3 separate regions of the Homo sapiens genome follow, and regions 1 and 2 are each linked to region 3. Evidence: chromatin loops called from intact Hi-C (ENCODE). Cell type or tissue: heart left ventricle. All regions are shown on one strand. Each heading gives the region's core, and the rest is flanking DNA. Links, peaks and the distances in the headings are about the cores only.

The links. A loop is a pair of places that touch in the nucleus more often than their neighbours do. Peaks named below come from ENCODE experiments on the same cell type or tissue, not always from the same donor. Only the 100,000 strongest peaks of a DNase experiment are listed, where the experiment ranks them.
Region 1: it touches region 3 in a loop (2.3-fold over the local background); 22 of 110 quality-filtered maps call a loop at or near these places.
Region 2: it touches region 3 in a loop (5-fold over the local background); 22 of 110 quality-filtered maps call a loop at or near these places.

The regions. Positions count from the first base shown.
Region 1 is chr15:99,951,713-99,957,570 of GRCh38, forward strand. No RefSeq gene overlaps it. Among named protein-coding and RNA genes, the nearest start is that of LYSMD4, 220 kb to the left of the region's middle. In heart left ventricle, for the core only: no CTCF peak of the experiment used is centred there; no DNase peak of the experiment used is centred there.
Region 2 is chr15:99,957,886-99,963,743 of GRCh38, forward strand. No RefSeq gene overlaps it. Among named protein-coding and RNA genes, the nearest start is that of LYSMD4, 230 kb to the left of the region's middle. In heart left ventricle, for the core only: a CTCF peak has its summit at 3,342 (motif pointing right); no DNase peak of the experiment used is centred there; H3K27me3 peaks cover 802 bases.
Region 3 is chr15:100,127,447-100,135,653 of GRCh38, forward strand. It overlaps ADAMTS17 (ADAM metallopeptidase with thrombospondin type 1 motif 17), which reads right to left. Exons shown (of 22, transcript NM_139057.4): 11 at 5,768-5,869; 12 at 4,561-4,706. Among named protein-coding and RNA genes, the nearest start is that of ADAMTS17, 210 kb to the right of the region's middle. RefSeq lists enhancers at 4,418-4,507, 4,548-4,617. In heart left ventricle, for the core only: CTCF peaks have their summits at 4,693 and 4,894; a DNase peak (open chromatin) is centred at 4,655; H3K4me3 peaks cover 554 bases; H3K27ac peaks cover 593 bases.

The DNA of each region.
Region 1 (5,858 bases), core at 402-5,401, 180 kb before region 3:
TTCGCAGTGATCCCAGGGGCTAGATAGCTGAGCAGATGCTGAGGTTTCTGGAAAACAGTGACTAGTGTTCGGCATGAGTCTGGGGAGAAACCATATATGGCATATCTTATATTTTCAAAGCTCCAAGTGAGACCAAATGAGAAGGAGAGGTTTAAGATTTCCACATAAAATTCAAATGTTGTATTGGGCTTGGGGGAGAGAGAGAGGTCAGATTTCCTTGCAGTTTGGAACTTCCTTGGAATTCCATAGTACTAGAAACTGACCTTAACATGAGAGTCAACTTTGGAGGGAGAAGACACAAAGCAAGCTCGGAGTTGCAGAGACTTCTAACCTCTAGGTACTTCTTAATGCTCTTGCTACACTATCACCAACAACAATCACACTGGCTACCATGTCTTTGGACCTACTGAGTGCCAGGTGCTGTCCTAGGTGTCTTGCAGACATTAACATATGTAGTTTAACGTTCAGAGCAATATTCCATGGCAAGTTATATTATCCCTATTTTAAGATGGCAAACCATGTAGCATGTGTACCTGTGGCATTGAACACACACAAATTCCAGGTCGGGGGAGTCCCCATGAAGCATGTTCTTGCCACCTCTTCACTGTCTCTATAAATCTATTCTTGGGGCTGGTTCTTCCCCTGACCCTGGATGAAAGTTTTGGTCCATGAATTTTTTTGGTCTCTCCAAGGTAATAAAAATAGTTTCCCAGTCAACTTTCTCAAGTCAACTTAAGTTGCAAAATATGGTCTCGATTCAGTAATAAAACTATCCAGTTTCGTGGCATAATACAACTCTGAATTTCGTTTAAAGTTGAATCTATTCTTTCTCTTCTGGCTTCAGGAGGAAGATTGCCTGGGGGAAGAGTCCACAGTAAGCCTGTTAGAGCTTTCCCCACCTGGGAATTCTTTGTCTTCCATGGGCTGGGGGCAGGTGGAGGGGAAAGGGGACCAGGAAGGTTCCTTCTTGGCAGATACTGATGTGACTATCAAATATGATTGTTCTCTGGGCCTTGCAAGTGCTCAGAGCTAACTTTGCCTCCTAGAGCACGTTCATAGGTGGCCTGGAGATACACATCCATCACCCTGTTATCTGCTGACATCTCTCTCCTGCAGGCTGATGTAGAAGATGGGCTTTTCTCTACTTGCGGTTAGTACTCCTTCTTCAGCTCCAGGGACGCTGGTGGATCACAGCTGGTATTCTCCTATTGTCTCCTCACCACACAGTCCCCTTGGACAGGACCTAAGCCACCGCACATCAGCTGTCTCTCGTACATGGCCCCCCACTGTCTCTACTCTGACACACTCTGAAAGTGCAGGCTGATTCTGGTGCAGCTACCTCCCTTCCTCTGCCATCAAAGTAGCTAGGTTGCCTGCTATAGACTGAATTGTCCCCCTGCCCCCCATTCATATGTTGAACCTTAACCCCCAGTGTGACTGAATTTGGAAACAGGGCCTATAACAAGGTAATTAGGGTTAAATGAGGCCATAAGGGTGGGGCCCTCATCCGTAGGATTAGTATCCTTATGAGAAGGGACACCGAGAACTCTCCTTCACTCTTTCTCCAAGAGTGCTCAGAGGAAAGGCCATGGGAGGACACAGCAGCTGTCTGAGAGCCAGGAAGAGCACCCTCGCCAGAAACCAAGCCCTGCTGGATCTTGATCTGGGACTTCCAGCCTCCAGTACTATGAGAAATAGAGTTCTTTTGTTTAAGCCACTTCTGTGGCTTTCTGTCCTGGCAGCCCCAGCCAACAAAGGGCCAATCTCTTTCCATCTGGATTTCTCAGCTGTGAGCCAGGTACCCATCCACTATGCTGCCTAAACATCTGGGTACGTGTATGGTATGAAGTCCCTTTTGAGGTCTCCATGTAGCCCCTCTTCTTTTCTAGGCCCAAGATGGGTGGGAGGTACCATCTCCTCATTGGCAGGGCTGGAACGAGGCACACCAGTGGCTATCTCCAAAGAAATATTTTAATCACCAAAGCCCAGCTTTTTTACATCCATACCCATGGGTAAGGGGTTTTGGTTTGATGGTTTGGGGTCAGGTATTGTCTTGGGCACATGGTATCTCTGCATATTGATGTCAGTCCAAACTTCCATTTTCACATTGTTTAGTAACCAGTTGGTGAGAAGCTAGGCCCGTGTCTTGAATCCAGGTCTCTCTGACTAGGATTTGTAGTCTTTCCAAAACTATATTGCCCTGACTCTCTGAAATACAACGATTTCAGACTGTAAACTCACGAGGGCAGGGCTGTGTCTGTCATGTCTACCACTGTATCTCTTGACTTCTAACGTGTTTAACACAGAGCCCATGCTATTATGGATGTGGAAGTTGCCACGTGCATGGTGGCCAGTGCAGTGCCTGGCACGTATGAGAACTCACTCAATATTTGTTAAAACTGTGGAATGGAGCGGAGAGGCCAGCTTTCTGGTGCCGGAATGAGAATTGGGAATCATATAAGCATGCTGGAGCCTTCTGGAGGTCAAGGAGGTCTGCTGGGTGAGGAAGCTTTCTGGTTACTTCCCAAGGGGCTAGGCCAGGCTCTTCCATTTGGGTCCAGTTTCTACCTCCTTCCTGCTTTCTTTCAGGCATACATGAGTCATCTCCTTCTCCCCTCAGGGGCTTGAATCTTGCCTGGCCCCCAGAGGTGACAATCACTGCAGGACAGAGCCACACCGTAGTAAGCAAGTTACACTCCGCTGTGGGGAGCCGGCATCCCAGCCTGGAGGAGGAGACCCTGTCCTGGGCCTAACCCGCAGATAGGAGCTGAGTCATGATTTGGTAGGTCAGCCTTGGCCCCTGGCTGAAGCAAGGGGGAAAAGCATCAGAGAAGAACATGGTTAGGACAAGGGGCTGAGGGTCATTGCTGCTTTCAGTTTCACCCCTCATGTGCTGTGTGACCTTGACAAAAATCTTCACTCTCTAAACAAGCCAGAGCTGGGAAATCTGCCCGCTAATGCTTTGCATATGTATGTTGCAAGGAATAATGAGACAGGCTCCACGAAGCATGTTCTGTCCTTGGGGGACAAACAGTACAAGCTATTTATTTCAAGAGCATGGCTTAACCAGCTCATCCAGCTTAGCCCAGAAACACCCCTGGCTATCCTGGCATGATCTCTGTAGAAGCAAGAAGGTCTAATTAGGTGTCCTTTTCTGCCTGGAGCCCAGTTGGCCCACTCTGAGCAGAAGGCAAAATGCTGTTGGTCTGGCATTCAAGGTCCCACGTCTCTGTCCATGGCTGTGTCTTAAACTCATTCATTCATCAGGAAATCTTTATTGAATCCTTCATCTGCACGAGGCCCTGTGGTGGGCCCTGGAGGCGGGGGGCAAAACTGGAAACATGCTGGTCTTTGGACCTCCGGTTTCAATTGCTATCAACCCCACAATGCTGCACCTCATGTGCCACCGATTTCCCACTCTCCTCTGTCCCCTTGCACAGCCTGTCCCTTCTGTCCAGAAAGCCCTTCCTCTCCTCTGCCTGCCAGATCCTCACTTCTCCTTCAGGTGTCCTCTCCTCTGTGAGTCTCCATGGACTGCATGAAGCAGAGTGAATCACTCTTTGCTATGTGGCTCTGAGAGATGTGACAGCCTCTCTGGCTTTGGTCTTCCTGGTGTGGAATGTGGCTGCACCCACTCTGTAGAGTGGCCGACAGTCCTGGATTACTTTCAGGGGGCTTCATGACTCAAAGCCAAGCAGGATCTCATTTTGAGATGGGTTCACCCATCAATCTGCCTCAGGACCCAGACCCTGCAGCCAGCATTCCATCCAGCCTCTGGGAGGCAGTTTTGGTTCAGACAAGGCCATGTGTTACATAGCCTTACAGAGAGAGGGCTGGAGGGCAGGGTGCATGGATAGAAGGTACAGAAGACTCCAGGATGCTTGCATTAGAATAAAATGAGAAGAAGGCATACTTTGGTGTTTGATTTATTGGTGTGCTCTCCTTTAGAAGAGAGCCTGGAAGAGTCTGCCTTATTTTCCAACCTGAGGAGGAAGTGCAGTCCACGGGCAGGCCGAGGGTGGGTAGGTGGGGCGTGGCAGGGCAGGAGGTAGCTGCTGACCACCTGCCTTGACGTAACGCATGACCCATCTGTTCCCCTCCCTTAGAACCCACCCGTCCTGGCAAATAGGCCCCATGTTCCTGTCTCTAATCCTCCCAAGAGTCCTGACCACTTTCTTCTTTACCCTCTGTTTTAAAATATACATTAAGAGAGAATGTGAGGAACAGCAGGACCAACAGATCAGGAGGCAGCTGCCCTTGAAAAGATGGTTTGTTACTCACAGTTCCCAAGACAAGGGAGTGTGCCATGGGGGGTCGTGCCAGGAAGCACAGGACTGGGCGGGAGGCAGAGGCAGCAGGAATAAAACATGGACAAGAGCCTCTACTGTGGTTCCATGGGAAGGACTGGGCAAGGCAGGGTAGACAGGCCAGGGATTGGCCTGTTTGATTAATTTCTGCAGGCTTTGGGGTGTTGGGCCTGTCTCTAGTTGCCTGGTACTCGCCCTGGGGCAACGCGGGGAGGTGGGGGTGGCTGGAAGGATGGGGGTGTGGCCAGGGGTGTGGCCTCTGGATTGGTTGGCTCACATTTGAGGAGCACGCTGTGGGGGTGAGTTCTTTATTCTCTCTAGGAAATAGTCCTGGGAGGGGCCATCCCTTCAGGGTTGGCAAGGCCCCAGATGTCAAAGCATCAGGAAACAGAAAATAAAAGACATGGTTATATCTCCTCACACCCAGGAGCACAGCTCTCTGGCCTCCACGTGGCTCTGCACCTCAGCCCTGGATTCTCATCCCTGGTGGGGCTGGGGGTCCTTTGTGGATGGGCACGGGCCTCATGCCACTTGAGAGGGGGAACCTGGACCCAGCCTATGTCCTGCCTAGCACCCACCAGGGTGTGGCATGAAAGAGACTGTGGAGAATGGAAGGGGAAGCTCTGGTGCCCACCAGGAAGGCATGTGGGGAGGGGTGGTGTGGGCTGTGGTATGGGGGATGCACGGAAGAACAAGGGCTCCGGGAAGGACTGGAACAACACGCAAGGCCACAGGAAAGAGGCTTTGTCCTTGCCTGGAATTCCTATGCCTTTCTAAAGGATCAACTTATACAGAGGGGTAGAGCAGACTGGATGCGATTCTCAGAGTAGTCAGAAGTGTGGCACCCAGAGTTACCTGCAGGCTTTTGCTGAAAGCGATCATGTGGCACAGCTGGGAATGACCCCACAGCCAGGGACTGGGCAGAGGGGGTATCCAAACAGTGTGGCCGGTGAGCCCTGGTTTGTAGACCCCTGGCTTGGAACAATGGGGATCCCAGGCATGGGCAGGGGGCAACAGGGGGAGCACATTGCCTGAAGGGTGAGCTGGGAGAGCTTTGAGTAGGAAGCAGTAAAGGGAGCCCCTGTTAGCGGTCTGAAAAGAGTGACTTTGGTATTGGTGAGGTGGTAGGGAGCAAGGCGAGCCAGGCGGCTCCTGCAACAGGCCTGAGCCGGAGCAGTGCCCACAGGGATGGACATGTGGGAATTTAAGACAAAGGACATGGGCTGGGTACGGTGGCTCACGCCTGTAATCCCATCACTTAGGGAGGCCAAGGCAGGAGGATCCCTTGAGGCCAGAAGTTCGAGACCAGCATAGTGAGATCCCATCTCTACAAAAAAGGAAAAAAAACCAAAGTGACAGGACTTGGGGAGGTTCTGTCTATGGGCTGGCTCTCAGGTTTCTCACTTTTGTAAAAACGGAGCAAGGTGGAGCCACTCATTGAGACACACAGTCCCCGGGCGGGAGCCGGGATTCTGAGAAATGTCCGCTGTCAATTGTGGGAGACTCTGGAGAAGGAGGAAGTGGCGCTCCCCACAGTCTGTTCCATGGAAT
Region 2 (5,858 bases), core at 402-5,401, 170 kb before region 3:
TCTCAAACTCTTTGCCTAACTACTTTTTTTTGTGTGTGTGTGAGATGGAGTCTTGCTCTGTCACCCAGGCTGGAGTGCAATGGTGTGATCTTGGCTCACTGTAACCTCTGCCTCCTGGGTTCAAGCGATTCTCCTGCCTCAGCCTCCCGAGTAGCGGAGATTACAGGCACATGCCACCACGCCTGGCTAATTTTGGTATTTTTAGTAGAGATGGGGTTTCACCATATTGGCCAGGCTGGTCTTGAACTCCTGACCTCAGGTGATCCACCCATCTCATCCTCCCAAAGTGCTGGGATTACAGGCTTGAGCCAACGCGCCCTGCCTACACTTTAATTTTTAAAAAAGTTCCTTTGCCTCTCTACACTGCCTTCTGGGTACAACTCTTCCCTCTTCCAAGTAACTTTCCCATTCACGAGCCCTGTGTTGGATTCCTTTGTCTCTCGCATTTACCCAGGGCTTCGAGGTTTTCACTGTAACCACTTTGCTTGTCAATTAGAATTTTTTTTTCTTGTTGGTTCTTTTCTCTATCTACTTGATTTTGTTTCATGATTTCCTGCTCTTTGATCTTTTTGAACATCCTAAAACAGCTGTGTAAGTCTAGCTCACATAAGCCACCAGCCTTGTATAGATAGACATGGCCGTTCATCCTGACCAGCCAGCTTGGTCTGGACAGAGAGAGCCACGCAGGACTCCTCAGTGGTCTGACCCATCAACACACTCAGAAAGCACAGGTCATGCCATCAGGAAGTGATATTTGGGATGAGTGCAATGTCAGAGGCAAGAAGTGCATTTGAGGGTGCTTATGCGGGAGGAATTCAAACTCTGAGAACTTGGCTTTGCTGAGTTAGATCAGAAAGACAGCGGATCTGATTTCTCTTTGGGCAGAGGTTTGTTTATTCTGTATTCAGAGCCAACAGCCGTGTTAGTTTTGAACTCACTTAAATATTTTCCACATTTGGGCAGAGTCACTCATTTCCAAGAGAAGGGCACAGTAACATATTGTTATGACTCTCTGAGGACAGGGGACTGTGTGCATTCATCCTTCACCCCTACCCTGTATCTGCCACACTGCTCAATAGAAGTTTATTGACTTACATTGTAAAACGGTTGTTGAATATATGAGTCATGATATAAATTTTTATATACCATAACTTAACATTTTCAGATGGGTGTTGCAGCCGCTTTGGGAGCCTCTGTCTTAATTGAGTAATGGGGCCATTGCTCCAGAGGTTGCAGGAACCTCATTGAAATTGCTCTATGGCCATTAGATATGAACCACAGTAGATTGTCCCACGTCAACTCTGTGGCCACACTTCACATGTATGCACTGTGTGTATGTATATATGTGAGTGTAGGTATCTATAGAATAAACATACAATATTCTAATGTGACATAGATATATTACATTATTATTTTGTTAGAGAAAATATTGGCAAAACCCACTAACATCTCAAACTAACACCACTGCGACATTTGCAACACTCTTCCTTTCCTGTATCCCAATTTAATAAAATGGCATTTGGCTCCCACTGAGGTTTCAAAATATTTCAGTATTTGATAGGTCAACAGTTACAATCGTATGTTGACTTTGCAATATACTATTTTGATGATGTGTTAATACAGAGCAATCCTTGGATGGGATTTCCAGAATTGCTGTTTTATAACTATCAGCTGGCATGTTAAAACTAACCTCAGTGGCGAGAAAGCCAATTGCTGGGGATACATTGTGAGCCAAAGAATTGTTGAACGTGTGACTGGCACATACAGAAATAAGTTGGAAGTGAGCACGCAGAGACCTCTAAAACTTCTAAAGAACAGTCTGCAACGATACTGGGTGGGTAGTTTGCAAGTGAATTTTTAAAGGGTACTTGGTATTCTAAAGGCTCAGTAGAAACACAGCCCTTAGGGCAGCCCCCGAGTCCCCAGGGATCTACGAGCTGACCCTCTGTGGAAGCTTCTGCATCTATGATGGGGCCAAGTCAGAAGTGGATAACCCTCTTAAATTGGAGAAGGTGGGAAATAATGCAGGAAATGGAAAGGGAGGGAAGAGCGAAGGAGAGATGGATGTAGGGAGGGAGGAGAGAACAAATACACGAGAAAGAGGCAGAAAAGTGAGAGGGTAGGATCAGGTGCGTGGAAAGAGAAAACTTTGGAGACAGAGACAGGGTGGGTAGGAAAGAGCTTGTTGGAGACTTCAGGGACCCTGTTATTTTCCCTGAGCCTCATCACAGCAGTGCTGGGCTGTAGGTAAATATGGATAACGGTGGGGTCTGTGGCAGCCCCTGTTAAGGGCTGACATTTATCCTGATGGCTCTGCCAGGAAGGAGTTTTGTTTTGGCTCTACTGGGCTCTATTTAACAACGAACTCTGTTTTTTTTGTTTTTGTGTTTTTGAGACAGAGTCTTGTTCTGTCACCCAAGCTGGAGTGCAGTGGCACCATCTCTGCTCACTGCAAACTCCACCTCCCAGATTAAAGCGATTCTCCTGAGTAGCTGGGATTACAGGCACATACCACCACGCCTGGCTAATTTTTGTATTTTTAGAAGAGACAGGGTTTTGCCGTGTTGGCCTCAAGTGATCTGCCCGCCTCAGCCTCCCAAAGTGCTGGGATTACAGGTGTGAGCCACCACACCAGGCTTCCAACAAACTCTGATTCACTGGGTCCTTTACCTTCTTTTTGCCACAATGGGATGGATTCCCCCAGACATAAGTGTCTAGTCTTTTCCAGAGGAAATCCCAGTGTTCTCCTGAGCAATTCTAGGAGGAAAATATTCCTATTTCTTGGTCTCTTTTTATTTTCTAGACAGGGTCTCTATCATCCAAGCTGCAGGGCAGTGGCGTGATCATGGCTTACTGCAGCCTCAACCTCCTGGGCTCAAGCAATTGATCCTCCCACCTCAGCCTCCCAAGAAGCTGGGACTACAGGAGTATACCACTACACCTGGCTAATTGTTTATTTTTTTGTAGAGGCGAGGTCTTGTTATGTTGCCCAGGCTGGTCTTGAACTCCTGGCTTCAAGCGATCCTTCTTCCTCCATCCTTCTCCTGAAGTGCTAGGATTACAGGTGTGAGCCACCGTGTCTGGCCTTCTTGGTCATTTTTTATGTGGTCCCCTGAAATGCTGTGGCTGCTCAGGCTCTGAAAGGGGATGTCTTTCTGAGGAGGGCTTCCAAGCCACGGGGATGACAAGTTCACAGTGCACGAGGCATGACAGTGGTCCCTGGTTAAGGAAATCCCAGAGTGGGCGAGCCCCCATGTCATGCTGGGTCCCAGCCGGCGCGTGGGCTTGTCCCGAAGATACCATGAACCGCGCGGTTAGAACTTTTATTCTAGAGACACCAGATGGTGGCGCCACATCAGGCTTTTCAAAGATCCTCTCCAGACCATGAATGTTCTCTGCCTTCTGAGTCATCACTTTCCTATTCCACAGATCAAATGAAAAGACGAGAAAACAGCTTCTATCACCATGACAGCCACCTGGACACACCTATCTCTGTTGGCAAGGGGGAGCATTTGGAAAATGGTAAGCATCTTTTCCTTATTGATGTACATCTGGTTGTCCAAATGTCTGTATCACTTGAGGTATAAGCCAAAAAAATTACTAGAGTATGTTTGGCCAGGTGCGGTGGCTCACACCTGCAATCCCAGCACTTTGGAAAGCTGAGGCAGGTGGATCACTTGAGGTCAGGAGTTTCGAGACCAGCCTGGCCAACATGGTGAAACCCTGTCTCTACTTAAAATACAAAAATTAGCCAGGGATGGTGGCATGCACCTATAGTCCCAGCTACTTGGGAGGCTGAGGCAGGAGAATCGCTTGAACCTGGGAGGTGGAGGTTGCAGTGAGTCAATATGGTGCCACTGCCCTCCAGCCTGGGTGACAGAGCAAGACTCCGTTTCAAAAAAAAAAAAAAAAAAAAGTTAGAGTATGTTTTTATTACCCAGTATAAACATGTCCTGGTACAGTCTTTAGCTTATCTGAACATAATGTAAGCAATAGAATGGGAACTAACAAAGGTTAAGTGTATTCACTTAGGGGGTGCACATGCTGGGCACCAGGGCTCCAGCTATACAAAAGTGCCACATGAGTTCTGTGTGTGGGGAGCTTGCTTTCTAGATGGGAAAGTGACACTACACAAGCAAAAACGTTAATAATTCTGGGTTGTGACAAGGACCGAGCGGTGCTTCAGGACAGCAACCGTGACTGGGAGGCCATGTTAGCTGGATGCTTGGAACAGCTGTGTGAGGGGTCATGTGGGAGCTGAAACATGGCGGATGCAGAGATTTCAGCAGGGGAAAGACCCGCGGGATGTGAGATGGCAGCGTTACCTACGTGGGGAGCAGCACCTGCTGAGGCCCGGTGGGGAAGAGGGCAGAAGGCTCGCAGACAGAAGGGAGACTGGCTGGGCGTCCTGTGCGGGAAGGACAGGGTAGGAGAGGAGGGAACGGGGGTCTGAGAGGACCACAGGGGTGAGAAGCTATCAGAGGATGTTAAGCAGGGAATGCCACTTAAGTTTTTATTATGATTTACGTTTTTCCGATATTACCCTGGCTAGGGTGTGGAGAGTGTGTCGGAGGGAGACGGTCAGGAAGTGTGATAGTCTGAATGTTTGTGTCTTCCCAAAATTCAGATGTCGAACTTAATTCTCAGTGCAGTGGTGTTGGGAGGTAGGGCCTCTGGGAGGTGATCAGGCCACGAGGGTGGAGCTCTCATGAATGGGACTAGAGTCGTTACTAAGAGAACCCAGAGAGCATGTTCGCCCCTTCTACCACCATGTGGGGACTCAGTGAGAAGGCAGAATCTCTCAAGTAGGGGGGAGCCCTCACCAGACACTGATTCTTCTGGTACCTTGACCTTCCAGTCTCTGGAACTGGGAGCAGTATGTCTCTATTTATAAATTACCCAGGCTAAGGTGTTTGTTATAGCAGCCCTAATGGACTATGACAGGAAGCTACTGTGGGGTCCTGGTGAAATGTCTGCGACTTGGCGCACAGCCACCGCGTGGCAGTGAAGATAGGGAGAAGTGGGCAGATTAGAGATATCCTTTGGAGGTAGAACCAATGGTATCTGTGGCTGAATTGGGTTGAGGACAGGAAGGGAAACTGAGGAAAGAAAGGTGACTTTGATGTTTTGATATCAGACATTAGTTGGTTAGTGGTGCCATTTACTGATTTGGGGAAGCCGCAGTTAATTGGGCATTTAATTTGTAACAATCTAAGTTTAAGGCATGTGGTGTATGGTGTGGTATGCCACACAGATCCCCCTTCAGGACTGAGGGCTGTCCCCAGCTGCCAGGAGTGGTGGCTGCTCACAACTGAGTCTGTCCCCAGTACCCTCTCAGCAGAAGACAGTGAACCCTCAAGATGGCATTCGTCCTGTGATACACGAAGGCCTGCCACCTTGCCTCTGTTTGAGACAACCGTTCCACTCTACAGCTCCCCATGGTACCTGCCTGTGCCAAATCCTTTCTTCCTCATCACAGGATTCCCGAGGGTACCTCCCAATCAACCTCCCCACAAGCCTCCATCTCAGACTGGCTCTTGAGAACCCAAACTAAGGCAGCTGGTGCCAGGAGTGGTCCTATAGGAAGCAGACCCTAAAATAGGATTTTGGAGCTGCCATCACCTGCCAGCTGGATACAAGGGCTCCCCCGCACCCCCCCCCCCCCTCACCAACCTCCCAGGAGGGAAGCCTCTGGCATCTGTATGGGCAATGATTAAGCCTTCACTGATGGCGCAATAGCTCAGTCATTTGAAAGATACAGGGAAACAGAAATTCCAAGGCAAAGAAATGAAGTGGCTGTTGCCAGTGTTAGTGATGCATTGGAGAAAGACAATAAAAATGCTACAGATGATTAATCA
Region 3 (8,207 bases), core at 1,974-6,973:
AGAAGGAAGCACTGTGCTGACACCTTGATTTTGGACTTCTGGTTTCTAGAACTGGGCTCCAAACGTGGCCTGCCGCTGCCTCGTGTGTGACGTTGGGCAAGTTACCAAACTTCAATGTGATTCTATTTTTTGTTTGTTTGTTTGTTTTGTTTTGAGATGGAGTCCCACTCTGTCACTCAGGCTGGAGTGCAGTGGTGTGATCGCAGCTCACTGCAAACTGCACCTCCCGGGTACAAGCGATTCTCCCGCCTCAGCCTCCCAAGTAGCTGGGATTACAGGCATGTGCCACCGCACCTGGCTAATTTTCGTACTTTTAGTAGAGACAGGGTTTCACCATGTTGGCCAGGCTGGTCTTGAACTCCTGACCTCAGGTGATCCACCTGCCTCAGAATCCCAAAGTGCTGGAATTACAGGCATCAGCCACTGGGCTCGGCCCCCTGATAAAGTTTTTTTTTTTTTCTGTACAATGAAGATAAAAATAATACCTCTCCCATGGGGCTGCATTCAATAATTTCCTACATAAATGCCTAAGGGAACCCAGTGCGTGGTGCAGGTCTGCTGCATTCACCACCCTCCTCATGACCAGACATGGAGGAGGCAGAAAGGATATAAGAGGAAACTGCATGGACTCAGTGGCTTTGGACTCAAGCAATGCAAGGATGGTGGTGCTATTTACTGAGAGGGGAGATGTGGGCTAGGAGTAGAGGTCCCAGTTTAGAAAGGGTCCTGTTTGAAGTGTCTGTGAGAGAACAAAGGGGAGCTGGTGGGACTGCATCCCTTGTGGGTAGGCAGGGATTTTATCTGTGTTTGCTTCTCACTGCAGGCCCACAGCTAGCAGAGTTCAGGCCCTGGCAAGGTTTACTGAAGGCTTCATGTTGGAAAGGCTTCATCAGGAAGGGGCCTGCGGCTGGGAGGAGTGGGAATGCTGCAGGCTCTTTCTGTTCCTTCTGCCATCGCCCTGCCCCACAGGACGATGCTGCTGGACAACAGAGATTGGACGTGAAGATGCATCAATGACTAACAATCCGACGTGCTGAGACCCACAAACCCTCAGCTGTCTGTGTACCGAGGCCCTGCAAATTCTCCCATTCCTCAATGATAAAATACAGGAAAAAGCAAGGGAGAGAACAGCCACGACTATCATGGCGAGGGAGAGGGAGGACCTGATGAAGAAGAAGAGTGAAAGATTTTCACAACTTTGTGATTTACAGAACAGCCTCTCTCCTGGGGCCATGGGACCTGGGGGAATGGGGTGAGAATCCCAATATAAGAAACCCCATGGCAGGCCAGGCCAGCGAGAGTACGAGAGTACACTAATGCCGCTGTCTGAACTGGGTGGTGTTTAGGATCCCCCCAGAGCAAAATGCCCCTGTGGTATCCCAGAGCAACCATGGGTGGGCAGGGCAGGAAGCAGTTCAGATGGTGACAGGGTTCCTGCCAAGACATGAAGGCAAAAAGCTCTGGAAAGCCTTGTCTTTGGGCTACCAATGCCAGGGAAGCCCTAGCTAATGTCATCCCGAGAAGGCAGACAACACCAGTTCCCTTCAAAGAGGCACCTATGGCATTTGCATAGCGTTGATAACGTCTTATTCTTGCAAATGTTGCCCTCGCCTAGAGACAACTTAAATGTTGACAGTCTCAGGACACTGGCTCCTTCAGACATTCAGAGGTTCTGATATCCTCCTGCTATGATGTTTACTGGGTGTCACCTGTTATGAGATAAGACACGTAACGTGCCAAGAAGACCAGTCTTCCACTAGGACCCACAAACTCCAATCACAAACGTGGAGCACCCATGACAACCACAATCCCTGCCAATTTCTCTCTGCACTTAACAAAGCCTTAGACAGGGAAGGGCAACTGGTACCATCCTCGTTCTTCTGTGAGTGCTAATAACAAGAGGGGCTGCTTATTAAATACACACCAAGGACTTTCTGTGCATTCCCATGAATTCTTCCAAGTTTCAGATGAAAAGACAAGTACCAGCCGTCGGCGCTATAAGAAGTCATGCTGGCAGCCAGGCACAGTGGCTCACACCTGTAATCCCAGCACTTTGGGAGGACAAGGTGGGCAGATCACCTCAGGTCAGGAGTTTGAGACCAGCCTGACCAACATGGAGAAACCCCATCTCTACTAAAATTACAAAATTAGCCGAGTGTGGTGGTGCATGGCTATAATCCCAGCTACTCGGGAGGCTGAGGCAGGAGAATCGCTTGAACCTGGGAGGTGGAGGCTGTGATGAGCCGAGATCGCGCCATTGCACTACAGCCTGGGCAACAAGAGCGAAACTCCGTCTCAAAAAAAAAAAAAAGTTGTCATGCTGGGATTTGAAGATTTGTCTGTCCTGGCTTTGAAGCCTGGCTCTTCCCACTCTACCATGTCCGCTCCCTCTAGTGGGCAGAACTAAGGCCAGGGAACAGAAGAGTCGTGAGGTCACATGACCATTAACCAACAGGGTCAGGCCCAATGCCATGACTCCAAACCCAGCCCTTTCTTCACGAGGCCAGAGGTCAAACTATTAACGTCAACACAGAGTAATGCAAAAACTGCAACCACCTATTAATTTCCCACCATTTAGCTAAACAGGGTTTCTAATCATCTACCCACCTATGCCCTTAATTAAGAAGTCATTCCTGGATTGGGCATGGTGGCTCACACCTGTAATCCCAGCATTTTGGGAGGCAGAGGTGAGCAGATCACATGAGGTCAGGAGTTCAAGACCAGCCTGGCAACATGGCGAAACCCCATCTCTACTAAAAATACAAAAAGTAGCTGGGAGTTGTGGTGCACTCCTGTAATCCCAGCTACTTGCGAGGCTGAGGCAGGAGAATCACTTGAAGCAGGGAGGCGGAGGTTGCAGTGAGCCGAGACTGGGCCACCGCACTCCAGCCTGGGGGACAGAGTGAGGCTCCATCTCAAAAAAAAAAAAAAAAAGTCATTCCTAACAGACTAAACACCTATGTGCCCCGCACTCTGCTGGGTGCTAGAGGGAAATGTTTTAATAAGACATAATTAATACATAATGCCAATTCTTATAGCATTGCTGGGAAAATGGTGCTCCTGTCACTGACCAGACTAGGAGCATAACCCTTCCTTTAATCCAGAGGTTCCAACATTGACTGCTGCTGGAGTCACCTGGGAAGATAAAATATCCAATTCCTGGGCCCCACCCTTAGTGTTCTGTGATTTGATCAGTCTGGGGTATGACCTGGGCATCAGGATTTTTAAACATAAGAGGCATTTGCTAATTATCCATCAACAGGACTTAATTGTGGAGATTTCTTTATAGTCACTATTTAGAACTTGCTCGTTTTCAAAATTGATGTGCTGCAACTGCTGACACACAAGGCATAAAACAGATCATTAAAAGAAATGGTAAGAAATGGGAAGCTTCATTTGACCCAGCAATCCCATTACTGAGTATATACCCAAGGATTATAAATCATTCTACCATAAAGACACACGCAGCCATATGTTTATTGTGGCACTATTCACAATAGCAAAGACTTGGAACCAACCCAAATGCCCATCAATGATAGACTGGATAAAGAAAATGTGGCACATATACACCATGGAATACTACGCAGCCATAAAAAAAGGATGGGTTCATGTCCTTTGCAGGGACATGGATGAAGCTGAAAAACATCATTCTCAGCAAACTAACACAGGAACAGAAAACCAAACACTGTATGTTCTCACTCAGAAATGGGAGCTGAACAATGAGAACACAGGGACACAGAGAGGGAAACATCACACACCGGGGCCTGTCGAGGGGGTTGAGGGGCAAGGGGAGGGACAGCATTAGGAGAAATACCTAATGTAGGTGACGAGTTGATGGGTGCAGCAAACCACCATGGCACGTGTATACCTATGGAACAAACCTGCACATTCTGCACATGTACCCCAGAACTTAAAGTATGAAAAAAAAAAAAAAAAGAAATGGGAAACTTCAAGAAGAAAAGGGAAAAATCTGGTGATGGAATTATCACCATCAAGCCCAAAATCGATCCCTGAGTTTCGTGGAACAAATGTACAAAGGTGAACAGGAAAGGTCATGGTGTCATTAGAGTCAATAAAAAGAAGCCAAAGAGAAAAAAACTAAATCACATTTTTTCTAACAGTTACAGGAGGACCCATGGCAAATATTAGGATGAGGAAGACAGCTGCACCCAGACACTCTGTGACTCATGAACCACCAGGCTGCTCCCACATCAGAGACAGCCAGTGTGGAATGACCCTGGACTTGCTAAACCACGGGCAGGCTGGAGGGACTGTCATACAGCTGTCTCCGAAAACCTTTCCACTGAGGCCCAGGGAAGGAATGAGGGAGTCAGCTCACCCCAGACTCTACTGTATCCATGTTCACAGAAAGAGCAATTTAAGCTGAGATGTCATTTGACACACACGAGGTCCCTGCACCCTGGACCTTGGCTGGGTTTCATTTTCCATATCTTCTAATGCTCAGCGGGAGACAGACCCTGCTTTGTGTGAGGCAGCGAGAGCTGCTGTTGGGAAACTCCAATCGTGGCACGTTGGGGTATGGCTGGTCAGGGGACTTACGGGGGGTTGTCACATTTCCTCTGCCTGAAGCGGGCTCCCGTCCCACATGTTCGGCTGCACATGCTCCAGGCGCCCCACGGGCTCCAGTCTCCGTCCACATGCTCCGGGATGGGCGTCTTGCTCACGCACTCCCCCGCGCGGCACCACTGAAACACAGCGGGGAGGGTCGGGGCCCAGGCACTCAGCAGAGCTGCTCACTCCAGCCCGCCAGGCCCCAAAATGCCGTGCTGCCAAAAACCCATTTGCTAAATTTACATAAAGGTACAGTCTATTTCAGGGTTTGCACGTTTGCTAATTTTAGAGACATGCCTTACTTACTCAAACTGACACTCATATCGCTGTAGGGTTTGGATTTTGCCCTCAACTTTCAGATGGATGTGCTCCATGGGGATTTTCTAAATCCCAGAAAAAGGATGAATCTACGTAGCTCTTGAAGAGACCTGGGCTTCTGCAAACTTTGTTTGACGTGAGTGCGTTTCTCGCTGGGAGGCGGCATGCCCCGGTTGAGGTTGTGAACCTGAGAGTTGTGTTTGCTGCTTGGCGATGGCACAGCCAGCTCCACGTGAGGGAACCTTGGTTCTTTCTGAGGATAACTCAAGGCCAGCCCTATAAAACAATTTCTCAAAGTGCACAGCACATACCCTGAGGTGCTAGGTGTGATTTCTGTGGTTCCCAATCACGGCATCAGAGCAAACCTTTACTCCTTTTTCAACTCTTTCAATTCTTGCAATAAGACTGGAGAGAGGTCCTGGGGCTGCAGATCCCGAACACCCCTTCTCTCCAACACCTCCCCATCTCTCCTGCACATGAGGAACAAGCTCATTCTCTCAACATTTAGCTAGAATTGGATAATACTGTTCTCACTGAATTATTTTTACGAGAGCCTACTGTGTATGGCAGGTGATGTTGTTTTTCCATTTGAAATATACTGGTGAAAGTGTTCCTTTTAAGTAAATTTCCTTACATGATGAAAGGAGTTAATCTAACAAAAATATTAAGTAAATGATACTTGTATCTTATAAGAAAAAGGAATGAGGTGATGTAGGCACCACTCTGTGCCCGGAGTGGCCTCCATGGGCATTTCTGTGCCGCCTGGGGGATGTTTCAGGGGCTCCTAAGTAGAGTACAGATTGTGTGTCAGAAGAGGTGCCAGTTGCCTGCAAGATGTGGAGCTGCCTGTTGGGGGCAGTGGGAAGTCAGAGGTTACCTTGTCTGCCCCACACTCGGTGCCATCCAGGGGAGGGTCCAGCTTGGTCTTGCAGGATGTGTCTCCTTCTACCAGGCACCACAGTCCAGCACACATTAGATGCTGCAGGACAAGGGAAGGAACCATAATTGTGGAGAACACCCACACTCACAGGTCACAGCTGGGGTCAGAGGTGTGGCCCAACCACTGTTTCAAATTTGGGATTCGAAACGTATGGGGAAGCCAGAGGGTCATAAGTCTGTATGTCCAAAATATCAGTGCATCACTTGAACTGGCTCATTTAGCTCAACAAAATTCTGTGCATCTACTCCTAGGAGGGCTTGTCTCACGGAGTTGAGTTCAACAGCTCCAACAACCACCGAGGGCCTAGGAGATATCAGAGGCACAGCCCTGGCCAGGAGCAGCAGCCCCTGCCTCCCAGGAGTGATGAGCAAACAGACATCTTCCATTTACAGCAGTGAGGGGCTGTCTAGGGGACACAGAAAGAGGATCTAACCAAACCTCATCAGGGAGGGCTTGCTGGAAGAGGCAACTCTGAAGTCAAGGCCAGATGGGTAGGCAACCACTGTGAGGCCAAGAAATGACAGCCCAAAGGGCCATGAAGGACTGGTACCCCGACAGGGTTACAGGGGCAACCTTCTGTTCTCCCTGCGGTCACCTGTTTCTAGCTCAGCTGAGCTGTGCACAATTTTTTATAGCATTTTACCTACAGAACTTCCAGAACATCTACAAATACACAATTAAAATAATTCCACTAAAACAGGAATTGGCATTTAAACACACAGACTCCCAACTGTATCATTAGGAAATCTGGGCATCGACAAAGTGCTCAGAAGGAGACAATTTATCAAAATCATGAAAGCAGACACAGCCAGTGTCCTCTCTGAAGGAACCACATGCAGACAGTGACCTCAACCATAAGAGACAGGAGCTGGTAACTCCCCACCCGCCCAGGGGACAGGGAGATGATACTGAGGCAAGTTCCACACGCCTCTCAGAGGGTCCTGGGGGGGATGGCCCCGCTGCCGACAGCAGTCACTTACTCAGGATTGCACCTTTCTTGACTGCTCTCTCCCTCACCCCCTCACAGTGCTTCCTGGGATCACTTCCCAGATAAACTACTTGCACCCAAATCCTGGCCTCACAGTCTGAAAATTGAGAACAGATGTACTTAAAGATCTTGTGAAGACGCAGTGATTCCAGGATGACAAACCCAATCATGGCTAAAAGGCCCAAGTTGGAGCAGGAAGACATCACCCTCCAGGGTGTGGCCAGGGACCTGCTGCTTCACACTGAGCAGGATGAAGGTCAAGGAGCTCCTGTAGCTGGTGCAGGGTGGTCACCGTGTGGTTTGCAAAGGGTGTCGAGTTCAGTTTAGAGGTCTGCTCTTCCAAGTAATCTCAAACATCTGCATAGAAGAGACGCACAACTGTGCTGTCTAAAATCAAACAGTTTTTAGAAGTTGAAGGGATAAAAATAAGAGAAAGGGAAGGAAGGCAGAGCTGGAGGGAGCTTTTAAAGAGAGCTAAGAAAAGCCCACAGCTCCTTCTCATTTTTCACGTATGTCGGAGCTGATCTGTGCCCTTTAGGAAGTGGATGGCTCAAGTGGAATACTGCACATGCGCTTCAGAAAAGCCTGCATGTTCCCATGATTGTTCACCCCTCAAAGGAATGGTAAAAAGATGAGAGCCCCAGTGCAGCACAGCTGGTCCTATAAAGACCAACTGCACCTCATCAAACATTTGATTCCATGCACTCTGACCTGCGAGCTCTTTGAGACTGTGGTGTCTGTGTGTGGACATGTGCTCACAAGACAAGGCTGACCCAGGGGGAGAATTTATGGGACAGGAGCGGTTGGGATTAGGAGAAATGACCACTCCATCAGGAGAAAGAGGAAGAAGGTGGTGTCAACTGTTCGTTATGGATTTTATAGACAGGGCTTTCTCATGAAACTTTTCTAACCATCAAAGAAAAGAAGAATGAGGTTAGACAAAGATTTCTTAAACAGAACACAAAAAGGACTAATGATAAAGTAAGAAAACTAATGAATTACACCATATTAAAATTAACAACTTTTTTTTTTTTTTTGAGACAGAGTCTCGCTCTGTCGCCCAGGCTGGAGTGCAGTAGCGTGATCTCGGCTCACTGCAAGCTCCGCCTCCCAGGTTCACGCCATTCTCCTGCCTCAGCCTTCCGAGTAGCTGGGACCACAGGCGCCCGCCACCACACCCGGCTAATTTTTTGTATTTTTAGTAGAGACGGGGTTTCAGCGTGTTAGCCAGGATGGTCTCAATCTCCTGACCTCGTGATCCACCCGTCTCAGTCTCCCAAAGTGCTGGGATTACAGGCATGAGCCACTGCGCCTGGCCAAAATTAACAACTTCTGTTTACCAAAAGGCAACTGTAAGAACACAAGAATATATTTGCAATACATAAGAGA